Regions from separate parts of the Homo sapiens genome. Here region 2 is linked to region 1. Evidence: chromatin loops called from intact Hi-C (ENCODE). Cell type or tissue: PC-9. All regions are shown on one strand.

The links. A loop is a pair of places that touch in the nucleus more often than their neighbours do. Peaks named below come from ENCODE experiments on the same cell type or tissue, not always from the same donor. Only the 100,000 strongest peaks of a DNase experiment are listed, where the experiment ranks them.
Region 2: it touches region 1 in a loop (4-fold over the local background); 14 of 110 quality-filtered maps call a loop at or near these places.

The regions. Positions count from the first base shown.
Region 1 is chr12:124,421,628-124,424,127 of GRCh38, reverse strand. NCOR2 (nuclear receptor corepressor 2) reads left to right here. Exons shown (of 49, transcript NM_006312.6): 14 at 1,573-1,627. It overlaps LOC124903044 (a long non-coding RNA gene), which reads right to left and starts at 816. Exons shown (of 2, transcript XR_007063508.1): 1 at 516-816. RefSeq lists an enhancer at 1,211-1,505. In PC-9, no CTCF peak of the experiment used is centred here; DNase peaks (open chromatin) are centred at 977, 1,357 and 1,827; H3K4me3 peaks cover 985 bases; H3K27ac peaks cover 2,183 bases.
Region 2 is chr12:124,357,491-124,359,990 of GRCh38, reverse strand. The region is part of intron 24 of NCOR2 (nuclear receptor corepressor 2); the gene reads left to right. Among named protein-coding and RNA genes, the nearest start is that of MIR6880, 21 kb to the right of the region's middle. In PC-9, no CTCF peak of the experiment used is centred here; no DNase peak of the experiment used is centred here.

The sequences.
Region 1 (2,500 bases):
CCTCTGTTAATTCAGTAACCGAAGGGTGGGGGACCCAGGCTGGGCTGCTATCTGCCGGCCCGTGGGGCTGGCGTAACTTCCATCCTGTGTGAGCCGCAACTTGGCCACTTGCATGCCTCAAGGACTGTGGGCTTGGTTTGAGGTCTCATGTGCAGAGGAATTGATAGCACTCGGGGCTTTGAAAATCACCTACTGACGGCATGGGGCTCCACCACGTGCTGGCCATGTGACCATTCCCCCTCTGAACCTCAATTTCCTCGTCTGTAAAATGGGTATAGCGACAGGGCCTCCCTTGTGAGGTATGCAGGGCATAGGAAACTTCTAATAAACGTCTTCCAGGGGTGCAAGTGAGGTATTGAGGGAGGGGAACAGGGGACCTAGGAGATTCCCAAGTTTGATTCCTGGTCTCTTGGGAGCCCCCACTGTGCCTGGGGAAACCCCGTGGGAGGGGTTTGCAGGGAAGGAAATGTCACTGGGACAAGGAGAGGGAGCGGAGAGGAAAGGACTCTCCCTACCTGGAAGAGAAGGGCCTTAGGATGGCTCCGGCCTTGCCAGCCGCCCGAGGTGGGATCCCAGGCCAGGGAAGCCTGCCATTCCTCACTGCGCCGCTTCCACCGGGAAGAGAGCAGAGACTGTTCAGGATCCTCGGATGTCTGGCTGGGAAGCAGGCGCGGGGCCTGCTGGCCTCCTGCCCAGCCATCTGGAGGGCCAGGCAGGTCGGGCACTGGTGCTCACTCAGCCTCCCTCCGTGGGAGCCCACAGTCCAGCCTCACTAGCAGCCAGCCGCTGCTCTCCCTGCGAAGGCTGTGGGGCTGTGGCACGTCGCCGGGACGCCTGGGCCTGGGGCCAGGGACTCCACCCAGCACCCCTGGGGTGGAGCAGGCCTTGACCCACATCCCCGCCCCCACCATGCTCCCGCTCCTTTGGCCCTCACATTTCAGCCTGGGCCCAGTGGTTTCCCAGTAATTCTCCTGGCTACGCAGGAAGCCAGTTGGGACAGTGCCAGCGACCCGCCACCGCCCTCCGACTTAAGTCCATGCTTGCCGCCTCCTTGGCTGGCCAGCCCCCTCCTGCTGCCCCACGGGCACTCAGAGCCTCTGCTCCCAGCTCTTCTGGGGAGGCCCAGCAGCCTGGTGAGCTATGACCCCACTGGTGGGGCCCTGCCATGTTCCCAAGCAGACCCTGTGTGGGCTGGGTGAGGCCCTGCTTCCCAGATCCAGCTGGAGAGAGAAACAAAAGTGGATTTTAAAGGGGGGGGAACCCCACCAAAGAGCTGCATGTCGTGTCCTCATTTTTCCTGGAAGCCGCCTCCAGCAGGACAAACAAATATATTTTCAAAGGCGCTAAAGCCAGTGACTCACTCCAAGGAACGCCCTCTCTTACCCCTGGGTCCCCACCCCTCCCGTCTGCCGCAGCAGCCCTTCCCACACCCCCCTGGGCTTAATTGCTCCAAGTGGGGCGGTGCCCGCCAGGCCCGGCCAGTGGGGATGGCAGGCGCCTGGGAGCCGATCGGCTGCCCCGCAGGAAAGCCCCCCTCGGCCAGGTCTCACGCCCACCCTTCTCGTCCCGCAGGTTCATGCAGCATCCCAAGAACTTTGGCCTGATCGCATCATTCCTGGAGAGGAAGGTGAGTCGCTGCCCGCCCCATACCCCTTCGGTCTCCACCTCCGTGGGCAACTGCGTGGACTCAGGGTGGAGGCCCTCCCTCCTTGCCCACAAGGCCCTGGCCTGCCTGGCCCCTTGCTCCAGCTGCCATGCTCCCCTCCTCCCTCCCTCCCTTCCTTCCATCTGGGAGATAGATCAGTGCAGGCCCCGCCCTGGCCTCCTGGGCCCATGGAGGAGGAGCCTCAGGTTGCTGAGCACCTGGGAATCCCGAGAACCCCAGGGAGAGCTGCACGGCCAGGCTTCCTGGAGCCCCGTGTGCCCGACGGGTCTCCTGCCAGCTCCTCAAAGGCCACGTGGAGCGTCCTTGCAAACTGGGGGTGGATTCTGGAAGCACTACGTGCCTGGCATCCCAGTGAAGTTTTCGTAGGCAGGAGTGGCGTGCCTCAAAGGGACTGGAGGGACCAGCTTTTCTAGGTCCCTCTGAGGGTCACTGACTGCTTTCTGACACCTCTAATGCCAAACCAGACGTGTGGCCTGCAAGTCCCCATCTTCTTTGGACAAACCTTTGTGTGGACCTGAGGCCTAAAGCCCACTTTGTGTCAAGCCCAGGCCCGGAGCAGCTCCAGGTGGCCGGTAGACACAAAGTGTCCCCAGAGAATGGTAAAGCCGTTGTTTTGCACCCACAAGGCTGGTTGGACTGTGCCTGGAGAGGCTGCAGGTGGGAGAAGGTGGCTGGATGAGGCTGCATGTTGGACGTGGCCCCTGGGCCTTCCCCCAGCATCTTGGGGTCAGAGGAGAAAGGCTGCCGTCCGTGTGTCTTAAGCAGCATTCCCCTGAATCACGTTTCTCAGAGATGGGGACCTGCCCACCCCAGCTTGGTGGACACCCTGCTCGG
Region 2 (2,500 bases), 64 kb after region 1:
CCTGGCCTCATTCCCCGTGGGGACGGTGCACCTGGCGTTAGGCCCTGCATGCCTTTCTTGCACAGCCTGGCTTGCAGCTCAGCTCCCGCAGGGACACACATGAACTTGACACCCAGCGCTACCTCTCTGGTCTCTCAGGAAGCCAGCCTATTCTGCCCCTGGCTCCCACACAGAGCGGCTCAGCCAAGCAGGTCCCTCGGGGCCCCCTGGGCCCAACTGGAGGAACAGGTTGTCTCTCCAGGCTCTCGGCCGCCCGCCCAGCCTGGCCTAGCCCCAGTTTGCCTTCCAGCATCGAACAGCTCCCCTCCTCTCTCTCCCAACTCTCTGGAACTGGGCTGGAGGAAGCACCAGAGGCTTACAGGGCTGGGTAGCCAGAGGGGCCAGGTCCAGGGCGTTTGCAGGATCTCCAGATGTGAGGCAGGCCCTGTACAGGTGCCTCCACTGGGGACTGGTTAAGAATGAGAATTCCCCTGCATCTGTGCCCCCTGCCTCCTGTGGGCTGCCCACCTCGCCAGGGCACAAGTCCAGGGGAAACAGTCTTCAAGGAGAGAATTGGGGGCAATTTGGTACATAGGCCTTCTTGCCCACCTGCTCTGCTCACAGCAGGCATCATTAATTGATCTTAGCACTCTCCTCCGCTGTCACACCCTGATGGGCCCTCAGAACCTCCTTTGTTCATCTGGAGGCGGCGTGATAGATGACACCTGCCTGCCATTCCTGTCCCAGAACCCAGAGGGCTCCGTCATTCCCAAGTTGTGTCTCTGCTCAACTTCTTGGCCGGTTATCTCTCCATAGGATTGGTCCTCAGGGAGAGGTTCAGAGCTGAGGACAGATTTCAGCAAAGGGCGAGAGGCCAGCAGGAAGATGCCATGAAGCCAGGCCTGAGCCCCGGGGCCCCGCTGAGTTTACAGGATCTCCCCAGGCCTGAAATCTAGGACCCATCATTGCTTCTCTGCCGCAGGCCATGTGGCATAGCAGTCTGGATTAAGGCCATGGTCTGCAGCCCCAGTGCCTGGGTTCGAAGCCGCTATCTGCCACTTGCTAGCTGGGGCCTTTGACCAGGTGGCTTAACCTCTCGGCTTCCATTTTCCCGTCTGTGAAATGGGGACAGTCAGTCAGTTCCTTGTAGGGTGCTGTGAGAATAAATGAGTGAACACGCTTACATTGCTGTCAGCCGTGGAGCCCTGAGAGAGCATGACCTCTCGGTAATGCCCTTTGCACACTCCGCCTGGTAAGTAGCCCTGCCTGAGCTTGGCTTCTCAGCCAGCCAGCGCACAACCGCTGCTTGCACTGGCTCAGTGGGCTTCTGATCCTGACTCGGCTAAGTATTTGCTGGTGAACTCAGATGAGCCCATTGGTGTGTCTGTACCTCAGTTTCCCCTCTGTAAAATGTGTCTGGCAGCAGTCTCTGTGTGAGCTTAACCGGAGGCTCATGGAGGCCGTGGGATGCTGAGCACAGTGCCTGTGCTGAGTACCACTCAGCAAACTGAGGCTGACGCTGTGGTTGTTACTTGGAGGGTCTGGGCTTATAACCCCCCACTGCCCGCCACAACACACACACACAGGCGCACACACATCCATGCACTCGCACACACATGCACGTGCACGTGCACACACATCACAGGTTACCTCCTTCAACATTGTGTACAGGCACACACACATCCATGCACTCACACACACGCACATACACGTGCACGTGCACATACACACATCACAGGTTACGTCCTTCAACATTGTGTACAGGCACATACACACATCCATGCACTCACACACACATGCACATGCACGCGCACACACATCACAGGTTATCTCCTTCAACATTGTGTACAGGCACACACACACATCCATGCACACACACACATCCATGCACTCACACGCACGCACGTGCGCGCGCGCACACACACATCACAGGTTACCTCCTTCAACATTGTGTACAGGCACACACACATCCATGCACTCACACACACATGCACGCACGTGTGCACACACACACACCACAGGTTACCTCCTTCAACATTGTGTACAGGTGCACACACACATCCATGCACTCACACACACATGCACGCACGTGCGCACGCACACACACATATCACAGGTTACCTCCTTCAACATTGTGTACAGGCGCACACACACATCCATGCACTCACACACACATGCACATACACGTGCACGCGCGTGCGCGCACACACACACACACATCACAGGTTACCTCCTTCAACATTGTGTAGAGCACAGGCCAGCAAGCTTTTCCTGCAAAGAGCCGGAGAGTGAACATTTTAGGCTTTGTGGGCCAGACAATCTCTGTTGCAAGGATTCAGCTCTGCCATAGACAATACATAAATGCACAGATGTGGCCACGCTCCAGTAAAAGCGTATTCACAAAGTCAGACGGCGGGGCCAGGCGTGGGGGCTCACGCCTGTAATTCCAGCACTCTGGAGGCCAAGGTGGGAGGATCTCTTGAGCCCAGTAGTTCAAGACCAGCCTGGGCACACATAACAA